2 separate regions of the Homo sapiens genome follow, and region 2 is linked to region 1. The links are chromatin contacts, found by Hi-C or POLR2A ChIA-PET in ENCODE. All regions are on one chromosome and are shown on one strand. Each heading gives the region's core, a stretch centred on a gene start or an enhancer-like site at or near the end of the contact. The rest is flanking DNA. Distances are from core to core; before and after follow the strand shown. Region 1 has its middle 18 kb from the start of RFPL1. Region 2 overlaps THOC5 (THO complex subunit 5).

Region 1 (6,477 bases), core at 2,593-5,092:
TGGTCTCGATCTCCTGACCTCAGGTGATCCACGTGCCTTGGCTGGGATTACAGGCATGAGCTATAGCACCTGGCCCTTATTGTCTTACAATAGTACTTTACACCGTGAGCTTTGCTCTAGGAGATGTCCTGAGAGAGCCTGTAAGAAATTTGGCCAGGTAGATTTGGGAACTGCTATAGATTCTAGCCCTTTCCACAGATGAATCATACATGTTACTGTTTTAGCAGCTTAGAGAAGTCATGGGGAGAAGTCTCCCTAGCCTTTTAAGCTTGGTATTTTCTAATCTCATTTGACTGTATAGGGTAACATCGTGCCTTGATGATGCTGTGATGAGGCTTCTAATGAGTTAATGTGTGCCAAGCATTTAGGACAGTGCTGAGCAAAGTGGGTCCCACAAAGGGGCTGCTGTAAGCCCGTCCATCCTTGTGCAGATATTTTTGTGGGAAAGATTTCTAGAAGAGGCACATTCAAAAATTTGATGGGATCAGGTGTGGTGGCTCACACCTGTAATCCCAGCACTTTGGGAGGCCGAGGCAGGAGGATTGGCTGAGCCCAGGAGTTTGAGACCAGCCTGGGCAACATGGTGAGATCCCATCTCTGAAGAAAAAAAAAAAAGTTGATAGATTCCTCAGAATTACTTTTCAAAATCTAATCTGCCATGATCTAAAGTTTGTTTCTCCAGGAAATAGATAAGCAGCTGTTTTCCTGTACCACATGTGTTCTGGATCCTTCTCCTCCTCCCTCTGCACCATAACTGAAGATGGGATGGAGCATAACTGAAAGTCACCCCTCTCTTCTCTCTCTTGCAGAAGCCTGGCTACAGATAAGGGACCAAAATGACTGACTCAAAATATTTCACCACGACCAAGAAAGGTATTACTTGTTTAATAATGGGCCTTGTCCTACGCTTTCTCTTCCTGTCCCTTCTGTTTTCCTCCTATGGCGGTAGGGAGTAGGGGTGGGAATGAAGGCCTGGAAACATGTGGCAGGAATGACCTAGAGCTTGTGGTAGATCTAGAAAATTGAACTGTTGATGATATAAGAAATTGACCACTCCTTTTAGAGCTCAGAAAGGGAAGAACATTAGCTCCAAGTGCTAAAATAATTATGTTTTTGTTTCCAGGGGAAAGAAGACACACAATCCTATCAGCATCCCCACAGCAGAGAGAGAGTGTGTGTGTGTGTGTGTATGTGTGTGTTTCCGTCCATGTACCTGTGTGTCCTTATCCAACGGCACATGTTTTTCTTTTTTTTGAGATGGAGTTTCACTCTTGTCGCCCAAGCTGGAGTGCAGTGGCGCGATCTTGGCTCACTGCAACCTCTGCCTCCCAGGTTCAAGTGATTCTCCTGCCTCAGTTTCTGGAATAGCTGGGATTACATGTGCCCGCCACTATGCCCAGCTAATTTATTTATTTATTTGAGACTGAGTTTTGCTCTTGTTGCCCAGGCACGAGTACAATGGCACCAATATTGGCTCACTGCAACCTCTGCCTCCTGGGTTCGAGCGATTCTTCTGCCTCAGCCTCCCAAGTCATGGGATTACAGGCATGCACCACCATGCCTGGCTAATTTTGTATTTTTGGTAGAGATGGCGTTTCTCCATACTTGTCAGGCTGGTCTCAAACTCCCAACCTCAGGTGATCCACCAGCCTCAGCCTCCCAAAGTGCTAGGATTACAGGTGTGAGCCACTGCACCTGGCAGTTTTTTGTATTTTTAGTAGAGATGGGGTTTCACCATGTTGGCCAGGCTGGTCTCAAACTCCTGACCTCAAGTGATCCACCCACCTTGGATTGAGTCTATTGAGTAGCTACACTGAAATTTGCTAAGCTAGGCTTATATCGTTGGATATTTTGGTTGTTTCTGCTTTTAAGGAAATGGAGGATGTTGTCGTAGCTGACAAATGTGCTTTGACCCTGTAAGCATCTTTCTGGCCAGCCCTTCCTTCCTCCCTCCTTCCTTCCAAGTGATACTGACACATGCCTGCCGACCAGATGAAAAGAGTCTGTTGTTGGATCAGCTGATCCAGGACCCGAAGTCTGCCCCTTATCAGGCATTTCATGTATTGGTCTAGCTGGTTTTTACTGAGAACCTACCATGTGCAGTGGAAGAGAAACAGAGCCTCTGACCTGGTGTTGCTCAAGGTTGAGCAGGGAAGACAGTCTGTAGAGTAGTAACCACACTGAAGTGTACTGGGTCCAGGGGGGACTGTGGGAGAGCTCTGGGTGGAGCTGGCCAGATCGATGGGGGATAGGAAGGGGAAGGAGTGAGTGCTGTGCCTGTGACACATTTGGGGAAAGGAAGGTAGTGGGCATGAGCTACCGAGGAGGGTGATACAAGAAGAGGTTAGAGCCAGGCACAGTGGCGCCCCAGGTGGTGGCTTGGGTGGGAGGATTACTTGCTTGAGCCCAGGAGTTCGAGTCTAGCCTGGGCAACTAATTGAAAAAAGAGAGAAAGCAATTGGAGAGGTACACAGGGATCAGTCTTGTGGGGCTTAGTGAGCCACAGGGTGAACGTAGTGCTGAGTGTATTGGAGTCCCAGGGGTGGGTTTTGTTGTTTGTTTGTTTTTTTTGAGACAGAGTCTCTGTCACCCAGGCTGGAGTGCAATGGGAAGATCTCTGCTCACTGCAGCCTCCTGGGTTCAAGCAATTCTCCCAAGTAGCTGGGACTACAGGCACGTGCCACTATGCCGAGCTAATTTTTTTATTTTGGGGTTGGGGTTTTTTAGTGGATTTCTTTTGGGAAGAGAGATGTGTGGACAGACATGCCTGGGTTCAATGCTCCAGCCAAAGAGACAAGGAAACAGGTTTAGGAAAGCAAAGTGAGTATCTTGGGTAGGCCCAAGCATAGGGATTGAGAGCATGGGCTTTGGAGCTAGCAGACCTGGTTTTGAGTTTCAGTCCTACCACCTGCTGGCATTGGGTTTACGTTACTGAGCCTCTCACAGCCTCCATTTGCTCACTGCGAAATGGAGGGAAATGCAGAGTTGTGAGGATGAAATAAGAAAATGTGTGGGAACAAGTTAGTATGGGACTGGGCTTAGAGAAGGGCTCAGGGGGGCTGGGCACGGTGGATCACGCCTGTAATCCCAGCACTTTGGGAGGCCAAGGCAGGTGGATCACCTGAGGTCAGGAGTTTAAGACCACCCAGGCCAACGTGGTGAAACCCCGTCTCTACTAAAAATACAAAAATTAGGAGGGTATGATGGTGCCCGCCTGTAGTTCCAGCTATCTGGGAGGTTGAGGCAGGAGAATTGCTTGAACCCGGGATGTGGAAGTTGTGGTGAGCCGAGATCGCACCGTTGCACTCCAGCCCGGGAGACAGAGTGAGACTTCGTCTCAAAAAAAAAAAAAAAAAAAAAAAAGCAAAAAACCATCTGCAGTGGCTCATGCCTGTAATCCCAAGGCTTTGGGAGGCTGAGGAGGGCAGACCACGAAGTCAGGATTTCAAGACCAGCCTGGCCAACATGGTGAAACCCCATCTCTACTAAAAATACAAAAATTAGCCAGGCATGACGGCACGTGCCTGTAGTCCCTGCTACCCGGTATGCTGAGGCAGGAGAATTGCTGGAACCCGGGAGGCAGAAGTTGCAGTGAGCTGAGATGGGGCCACTGCACTCCAGCCTGGGTGACAGAGCGAGACTCCATCTCAAAAAAAGAGAGAGAAGGGGTCAGGAAATGACATCTGCCCTCCTAACCTGTTATCAGGGTCCTGACTATCTGTCCATGGCAGGACCAGACAACCCTACTTCCTCATTTGTTTTTCTCACATCATGAAGTTCTTCAGAACAATTGATTTCATGCTTGAGCTCTCATGGAGCAGCTGAATTCCCATTTTCAGAGCTGAGCAACCACTTGTGTCTCAGGAAGTGAAATCCTGAGCAAGCTGTCTTAGAGGTTTGAGGAAAACAGGAAAGGCCTCCATGTGGGAATCCACAAATCCTGCTCTCACCCCGCAAGCCTTAAGTACTCAGGTTCTATTGCACTGAGCCTTTTAAGGGTCTTTTGTTGAGTGAGGGTAGCTGAGGACAGCTTTGCCTTCCACTGGGTTTTTAGCTCCCTGGCTGAGCAGAGCCTGCCATCATGTTTTTGATGCTTTTGTCTTCCTCAGAACCTTTGTAGCTTCCATGGTTCCTGTTGCTTCAATCCAGAGTGGCCTCTAAGTTTCTTTTTTTTTCTTTTCTTTTTTTTTTTTTTTGGAGAGAGGATCTCACTTTGTGTCACCCAGGCTGGAGTGTAGTGGTGTCATGGCTCATGGCAGCCTCGACCTCTGGCCTCAAACAATCCTCCAGCCTCAGCCTCCCGAGTAGCTGGGATTACAGGCTTGCACCAAAAAATCGCGCTGATTTTTTGTATTTTATTAGAAACGAGGTTTCACTACGTTGGCCAGGATGGTCTTGATCTCCTGGCCTCGTGATCTGCCTCCCTCGACCTCCCAAAGCGCTGGGATTACAGACATGAGCCACCGTGCCCAGCTGATCCTCAGCCTCTTAAAGTGCTGGGATTACAGGTGTGAGCGACTGCACCCGGCCTACAAGTTTCCATCTTGTTAATTCCTGTCCTAACAGTCATCCCTCACTGTTGCCTGGCCCACCTGAGGCCAGGCGCCTGAAGCTTCCCTCAGCCAACAGCATAGGATGTCTTACGTGCCTCCCTCCGGTTCTTTTGGAAGTTAGATACTGGGAATTGTCCCCTGCCAGGGTAGGGAGGGATCACTCATGCTTGCCTCCTTTCCTTAGGGGAGATCTTCGAGCTGAAGGCAGAGCTCAACAGTGACAAGAAGGAGAAGAAGAAGGAGGCAGTGAAGAAAGTGATTGCATCGATGACCGTGGGCAAAGATGTCAGGTGTGTAGGAGTAGGCCTGGTGGCAGCTGGAAGCTGGCTGACAGGGGAGGGTTTATAGCTTGGGTCCACTTCAGTCTCTCCTTTAGGGTGTCTAGGGACCCATGTCTCCCCTCATACAGCTCCCTTCATAAAACTTTCTTCCCAATAGAAGGTTTTGTTTACACAGGAATCACGAGCCCAGACACTGACAGGTCAGGTGGTGATGGAGTGAGTTAACTGGAGTAGGTGGGAAAGGCAGCAGGTGATGGAGTGGGTGTGGCATGAACCCTCTCAGAAACTCCAGAGGATCAGTACTGGCTGGGGAAGAGGACCCAGTGTGGCCAGGTCTTCTGGTTTTTAAAAAGAATGGGAAATCTGGGCCAGGCGCAGTGGCTCACACCTGTAATCCTAGCACTTGGGGAGGCCCAGGTGGGCGGATCTCGAGGTCAGGAGTTCGACACCAGCCTGGCCAATGTGGTGATATCCTGTCTCTACTAAAAATACAAAAATTAGCCGGGCATGGTGGCACATGCCTGTAATCTCAGCTACTCGGGAGGCTGAGGCAGGAGAATTGCTTGAACCTGGGAGACAGAGGGTGCATTCAGCTGAGATTGTGCCACTGCAGTCCAGCCCAGGTGACAGAGCGAGACTCAGTCTCAAAAAAAAAAAAAAAAAAAAAGAAGACGAAGAAGAATGGGAAATCTGGATTTTTCATTTTAAATCTCCCTGTCTTAAGTGGCCAGATGATATTAAACAAACACTGTGTGGTGCAAGTAAAATACATGTGCAGATTGGATTTCTCTAATTTGTCACCGGTGTGCAGCCTCTATCGCACCCGATAGCTAAAGCAGGTCGTGTGTAGAGCGGCTGCCGCACCTTGGCTCATGCTTCCCCTGTGGGAGCGCCCAGTGACCCAGCTTGTCTTCCCATCTTTGAAAACCCATTCGAGGCTGGGTGCGGTGGCTCACACCTGTAATCCTAGCACTTTGGGAGGCCGAGGAGGGTGGATCACAAGGTCAGGAGTTCAAGACCACCTGGCCAAGATGGTGAAACCCCATCTCTACTAAAAATACAAAAATTAGCTGGGTATGGTGGCGGGCACATGTAATTTCAGCTGCTCAGGAGGCTGAGACAGAGAATTGCTGGAACCCAGGAGGCAGAGGCTGCAGTGAGCTGAGCCTGCACTCCAGCCTGGATGACAGAGCGAGACTCCCTCTCAAAAAAAAAAAAAAAAAAACCATTCAAGGTCTGCCTTCCCCGCATTCCTGCCTTCCCTCATCACCCCAGCTCACTACCCCAAACTCAAAGCATTTGCCTCTGTTCCCATCACCCAGCACTAAATGGAGACTGTTCTCTTGTTATGTGTACTTGTGTTTACCTGCTCACCAGATTGTAAAATCTCAAAGGCAGAGACTGGATTTTAAAACAGCTTGATATTTGCACAGTATTTGAGAGTCTGCACAGAACATTTTGAGATTTGTTTTCTCAGTAGTTCCTTACAATTCCCATATTGTAGGTAATGACAGTTTTACTGCCAAAGAAATAAAAACATAAAGTGACTGCCTAAGAGTCACATGGTTTATGGCAGAACTAGGACTCAAGCCCAGTTCTTCTGAAATCCAAATCCAGGCCACTTTCACCCATGCCCTCGTGGT
Region 2 (6,477 bases), core at 2,799-5,298, 100 kb before region 1:
TTTCATCACCATGTTTTGTATACTGAATAAGAAGCAGCAAGTTAATTTATTATTTATTACAGAGAAACTTATTTACAAAAGACAGAGTCAGGGCCCCTTTATGCCATGTGGGTTGGAGTGCTTTAGGGAGCATTTGGAGCCCCCTCACCTCTAGCTGCCTTCTCTCTGTGGCTGCAGATGACGAGAGTGACTCAGATGCCGAGGAGGAGCAGACTACGGTGAGAACCATTTCCTCTTGTGGGGGCATCAAGCAGCTGCATGCACTGGGGCATGCTTGTTCGCAGGTGCCGTCCTCCCTAGAAGCAGAAGAGGTGTGAAAGAAGGTGCTGCTGGGAGGGGAGTCTGACAACCCAGCTAGCTGAAGCAGCAGGTGCCAGGCAGTAGGGCTGAGGCCTGGCTGGTTGGGAGAGGGAAGGGGAGATTGCTATGACTGATGCTCATCAGCTTGGCACTTTCCTTTGTCCAGAAGCGCCGGAGACCCACACTGGGGGTTCAGTTGGACGACAAACGCAAGGAGATGCTGAAGAGGCACCCACTGTCTGTCATGCTCGACCTGAAGTGCAAAGGTCTGGTTGCACTCACCTTGTTTAAGGGATCTGTAGCACCTAAGAGTTCACCCAGCTGCAGGTGCAGAGGGTCCGGGAGCCAAACACCCATTTGCCCAACAAAGGATTCCCATTTCATATTGCTTTGTTTTTCCTTATTGTTTTGCATGGACTTTGTTTCTTTTTGTTAAATCATAACCGTAACAACATAGCAACAAAACTCCAGTCACATAAGGCAGAAGCTTGAGAAAACTATACCTCTTTCTGAATCTAGCAAGTCAAATATCTAGAACAAGTTGCAAAAGTATACAGGTTTTTAGTAAGACCAACATGTTTAATAAATGTAAGTAGAACTTTGTATTCTGCAGAGTATATGTTTTGAAGTTGGTTTGTATGAAAAAGTACCATATAATAAAATGTTCTAGCAGTAGAAGAGCTAACAGTAAAATTTAAGTTTCCCTCTCACCACAGGTTCCTATATACCAGTCCTAGGTCTCACCTCCAAGGGCAACCATTATTACAGACTTCTTATGTATTTTTTAGAAAGATTCTTTGCACCTGGAAGCTTTTATACAAATGTATATTTATCTGCTTCCCACTTTATTTTTTACACAAATGGAAATAGGCTCTACGCACTGGTTTTCTTTTTGCTGGTTGTTTGTTTGTTTGTTTGTTTTTAGAGATAGGGTCTCACTCTCGTCATCCAGGCTGGAGTACAGTGGCATGATCACGGCTCACTGCAACTTCAACCTCCTGGGCTCAATCGATCTTCCCACATCAGCCTCCCAAGTAGCGGGGGCTACAGGCATGTGCCATCATGCCAGTTAATTTTTGTATTTTTTGTAGAGATGGGGTTTTGTCATGTTGCCCAGGCTGGTCTTGAACCCCTGGGCTCAAACGATCCTCCTGCCTCAGCCTCCTAAGTAGCTAGGACTGGAAGCGTGCACCACCATGGCTGGCTTTGAGATAATTTTAGGCTCATAGAAGACTTGCCAAAATAACATGAGTTCCTATATACTCTTCATTCAGCTTCCCTAAAGTTACATCTTAATTAAAGATGGTATGATTAACAGCGATCCACACCACTCTTAATTTCATTGGCCCAATACTGTTAACAAAATGACAGAATTTTTTTAGTTTCTTCCTTTTTTAATTAATGTCCTTTTTCTGTCCCAAGATCCAAGCCAGGGTCTCAAAGTGCATTTAGTTGCCATGCTCCTTAGTCTGCTCTAGGCAGTGAGTGTCTCAGTCTTTCCTTGTGTTTCATGACCTTGATTAGACTGAGATTATGGATTTGGGGGAGAGAATAGCATAGATGAGGTCGTCGCTATCATGTCATATCAGGAGTACCTGATGCCACTGTATTATTTCTGCTGATATTGACCTTGATCGCTTGGTTCCCTTTCCATCTTGTATTTGTTAGAAGCAGAGTCACTAAGTCCAGCCCACTCTCAAGGGCAGAGAAATTAAGCCCTACCTCTTGGTGGGAAGCGTAGCAAAGAATTTGTAGATGCTCTCCTTGCTTCTTTTTGTTCATTATATTACTGTTGTGATTTTTTTTTTTCTTGAGACAGAGTCTCGCTCTGTTGCCCAGGCTGGAGTGCAGTGGCGTGATCTCTGCTCACTGCAAGCTCCACCTCCTGGGTTCACACCATTCTCCTGCCTCAGCCTCCCAAGTAGCTGGGACTACAGGTGCCCGCCACCACGCCCGACTGATTTTTTGTATTTTTAGTAGAGACGGGGTTTCACTGTGTTAGCCAGGATGGTCTCGATCTCCTGACTTCATGATCTGCCCACCTTGGCCTCCCAGAGTGCTGGGATTACAGGTGTGAGCCACCGCGCCTGGCCGATTTTGTTTTTATAGTAAATGATTGTAAAAGTCTCTGAATTTTTCTATAATTCTGTTTTTCTTTTTTTGTTATAATTTCAACTTTTATTTTCGATTCTGGGGATACATGTGCCGATTTGTTACACTATTTTGCGTGGTCCTGAGGTTTGGGGTATGAATGATCCCGTCACCTAGGTAGTGGGCATAATACCTAGTAGTTAGTTTTTCAACACTTGACCCCCCCACCTTACTACCCCCTATGACTCTGTTCACTCTGCTCTGAGTGTTTTGACTCATAAATTCTCTCATCTTCCTCCCCTCCAGATGACAGTGTGCTTCACCTGACTTTCTACTACCTCATGAACCTCAACATCATGACAGTAAAAGCCAAAGTGACAACTGCCATGGAGCTGATCACCCCCATCAGTGCAGGGTATTGAGCAGGCGCTCTGGGCAATGACGTGCGGGATGGGGAGGTGATGAGAGCCTCATTGTGGGGCTGCTCTCGGTTCCTCCCTCTGGCTCTGGAGAGGGCTACGGCTGTGTTGACTTGTCTTGTATCCAGATGGACCAGAAGTCCTGGCACATCGCTGGTATTTAGAAAGCACTCTCTGACTTTAATTTGTGAAGTCCTCTTACTACACAGCAGATGATAAAAGTGACAACAGCATATTTGCAAATTGAGTAGGTGGGGCAGAGCACCAGCTTTTTGCTACCAGTGGAAAGTGTGTGAATATAAAATGAGATTTGGCAGACATTATTAGGTTGCCAAATTCAGGCCACTCTTTCCCTTTTCTCTTTCTATCCCAAGGTGCTGGGATTTTTGCTCCCCAGCTCAGCCCAAGCCCATGTCCTTATCTGGGTGGTGGGAGGACTGTGGTGGGTCCCTGTGAAAGTTTTGAGAAGAGTGAGCAGAGGCACAGTAATGACAGCCATCATCGCATCCCCAGGAAGGCCCTGACTACAGTGTTCTTTTTTTAATTTCTATTTTTGTTGATACACAGTCTCACTATGTTGCCCAGACTGGAGGACCATGGCATAATCATAGCTCACTGTGGCCTCAAACTTCTGGGCTGTAGTGATCCTCCTACCTCAGCCTCCTGAGTAACTAGGACTACAGGTGCATGCCACCATGCCTGGCTGACTTTCTATTTTTATTTTATAGAAACGGGGTCTTGCTGTGTTGCCCAGGGTGGTCTTGAACTCCTGGCCTCAAGCACTCCTCCCGTCTCTGCCTCTCACAGTGCTGGAATTCCAGGCATGAGTCACCATACCTGGCCCAATCATGGCATTCTTCTTCTGCAAACATGGGCGGGAAGAAGGGTCATGCGGGGCTGAGGGTGAAATAGCTTCCATTCACAAGAGCACTGCCCTGACCTAGTCCCACTGTCAGCTGCAGAAAGACCACTGAGGCTTAGGGAGGTACAGCTCTGGTGCCTGGTAGAGCAGGGCTCTTTCCACCCCTGCCAGTTCTCCATGATGCTGGTGTCTCTTGGGTTTTAGACTGCCCTTAGAGTCCACATCCCCTTCAGGCCATAGCAGCTTTGGCTGCTGTGCCTGAGAGTGTTGTTGGACACCCCCAGGGGTGCTCTGGATGAAATTGCCCCTGTTCCCATCTGACCCCAGCAGAGGGAGCCCAGGGCTTGCTTCTGAGCACCCAGTTACACTGTCCAGGGCTCTCAGTTCATTGAGGAGTTCCAGGGCCCCCAGATCGTGGTAGAGCTCATCATGAACATTCTGCTTGTTCATTTCTCAGGTGCCCTACATGCTAATAACAGGGCTGCAGCCTGGCTTTATTGCATGCTCAACTCCAGCTCTTCACTAAGCTGTATACCTGGCCTCAGAATCTGTTTCCTCGCTGTGTGGTTGTTAATTGTAATATCCCCTCCCAGGGTGCTTGTGAAGAGTCAGGTCAAGTGCTTAGCATAGAGGAAGCACTTGGTAAAGGACAGCTGATTTATAATCATTGACTCTTGTAACTTTCACAATAGCTCTATGAGGTGAGTTAACTGAGGCTCTGGACAGTTAAGGGGTAGCCTCAAGGTCACAGGTAGAGAGTGGAGAATTATGATTCGAAGTCAGCAAGACCTGTATACCACTGCTGTCATAGCCAGGTGGGCCCTGACCCCCAAACAGGGAGGAGACATAAAAGGAGATGCCACTGTGAAACTGGGATTAGGTCTTTTAGGCCTTCAGGTGTTGTCTAGCTCATCCTCCTTTTACAAATAGAGAAACTGAGGTCCAGGGAGCATACAACCAATTATCGCAGCACTGGACCTAAAGCCCGAGACTCTGGGCTCCCAGCCCAGAAGCCTTTGCTCAAATACAGGCTGCCTTTGGCCACATGAAGACAGCAACCTGGCATACAGTTTTATTGATTTATCTATTAAAACATAAAGGGTATATTCTCACACTAATTCTTGAATCTCATACTATCATTCTAATTTCCCTGATTTTTTTCATATATTTTTTGGGGGAGGGAGTTTTCAGACAAACAATTTTTTTTAATAGTTTTGTGTTTTGAGTCTGGATCACTATAAGGCCCATACATTGCCAATGAGCAAAGCTTCTTTCAAGTATCTTATCAGAGGGTCCTGCCATCTCTTTTGTTTTCTCCTAAGATTCATTGTCTTGGGCTTTCCACCGTCTTTGTATTTGTTGGAGAAAATGGGTCGTTTGCTCTGTAGGTTCTACCTAGTCTGGATTTTGAGGACTGCGTCCCTGTGGTATCGTTAAACGTGTTCGTCTTTCTACCTGTGTGTTCTTGTGAACAGGGAGTTGGCTTAGAGACTTGATCAGATTAGGTTTTCGAAATTTTTTTGTGGTGGTGGGGTGGGTAGAGGGCAGGACTGTATCATGGCTGTTGTTGAATACTTCCATCAAGAGGCACAGGCTCTCTTTATTTTTGTGATGTTACTGTCTTGACAACTGTTGCCTAGATCCATTAATTCATTAGAGAATTTTTAAAAATCCTCCCTGACAGAGTTAATGTTTTTATTTTATTATTTATTTATTTATTTATTTATTTTGAGAAGGAGTCTCTGTGTGTCGCCCAGGCCGGAGTGCAGTGGTGAGATCTTGACTCACTGCAACCTCCACCTCCCTGGTTCAAGTGATTCTCCTGCCTCAGCCTCTCGAGTAGCTGGGATTACAGGCATGCGCCACCACGCCTGGCTGATTTTTGTATTTTTAGTGGAGATGGGGTTTTGCCATGTTGGCCAGGCCAGTCTTAAGAGTTAATGGTTTGGTTTTTTGTTTTCTTTTTTTCTTGAGACAGAGTCTCGCTCTGTCGCCCAGGCTGGAGTGCAGTGGTACGATCTCAGCTCACTGCAACCTCCGCCTCCTGGGTTCATGCAGTTCTCCTGCCTCAGCCTCCCAAGTAGCTGGGACTACAGGCGCGTGCCACCATGCTGGGCTAATTTTTGTATTTTCAGTAGAGACGGGGTTTCACCATTTCGGCCAGGATGGTCTCGATCTCTTGACCTCATGATCTGCCCGCCTCGGCCTCCCAAAGTGCTGGGATTACAGGCGTGAGCCACCACGCCCGGCCACTAAGGTTTTTTTAATCCCTTACTTTTTATCAAAATTTTATAACAAAGATTTGACTGGTTGAGAAGTTTTTTTGTTTTGGTGTTATATTTTTATGACTATAAATAGCCTTTCCTTTTATGTTCATCATTTTTACCAAGTTCAGTTGTCTTAGCCATATGTTGCAGATATAAATTTTGCCAAGAAGGTGATTCCTTCATCAGGTTTTGTCAATTAATAACCTTCATCGTGGGCAGTTTTAGTTCTGTTTTATTTATTTACTAATAGATTGAATCAATCTATTAGTAATAGTCCCTAAACACTTGCTAAAAGACTGAAAAGTTTTATTTTATTTTATTTTATTTTATTTTATTTATTTTTTTGAGACAGAGTCTCGCTCTGTCACCCAGGCTAGAGTGCAGTGGTGCAATCTTGGCTTATTGCCAGCTCCGTCTCCCGGGTTCACACCATTCTCCTGCCTCAGCCTCCCAAGTAGCTGGGACTATAGGCGCCCGCCACCATGCCCAGCTAATTTTTTTTTTTTTTTTGTATTTTTAGCAGAGACGGGGTTTCACC

The links. Hi-C counts contacts between places; a loop is a spot of excess contacts on that map. ChIA-PET counts read pairs that join two places held with the same protein, here RNA polymerase II (POLR2A). Pooled maps may share reads with other maps.
Region 2: a pooled map shows a loop between it and region 1 (2.3-fold over the local background). The contact joins two enhancer-like sites. A Hi-C loop is called at or near these places in 2 of 50 pooled maps. POLR2A ChIA-PET finds 5 or more read pairs at or near these places in 4 of 52 experiments (H1, PC-9, activated CD4-positive, alpha-beta T cell and 1 more).

What each region holds. Positions count from the first base shown.
Region 1 is chr22:29,417,521-29,423,997 of GRCh38, reverse strand. It overlaps a transcript of RFPL1 not described here. Among named protein-coding and RNA genes, the nearest start is that of RFPL1, 18 kb to the left of the region's middle. Within about 2 kb of position 3,842, at least 2 of the 41 ENCODE cell types and tissues checked have a DNase peak (open chromatin) inside an H3K27ac peak, as active enhancers do.
Region 2 is chr22:29,522,167-29,528,643 of GRCh38, reverse strand. It overlaps THOC5 (THO complex subunit 5), which reads left to right. Exons shown (of 20, transcript NM_003678.5): 10 at 178-218; 11 at 467-566; 12 at 2,698-2,806. Among named protein-coding and RNA genes, the nearest start is that of THOC5, 28 kb to the left of the region's middle. Within about 2 kb of position 4,048, at least 2 of the 41 ENCODE cell types and tissues checked have a DNase peak (open chromatin) inside an H3K27ac peak, as active enhancers do.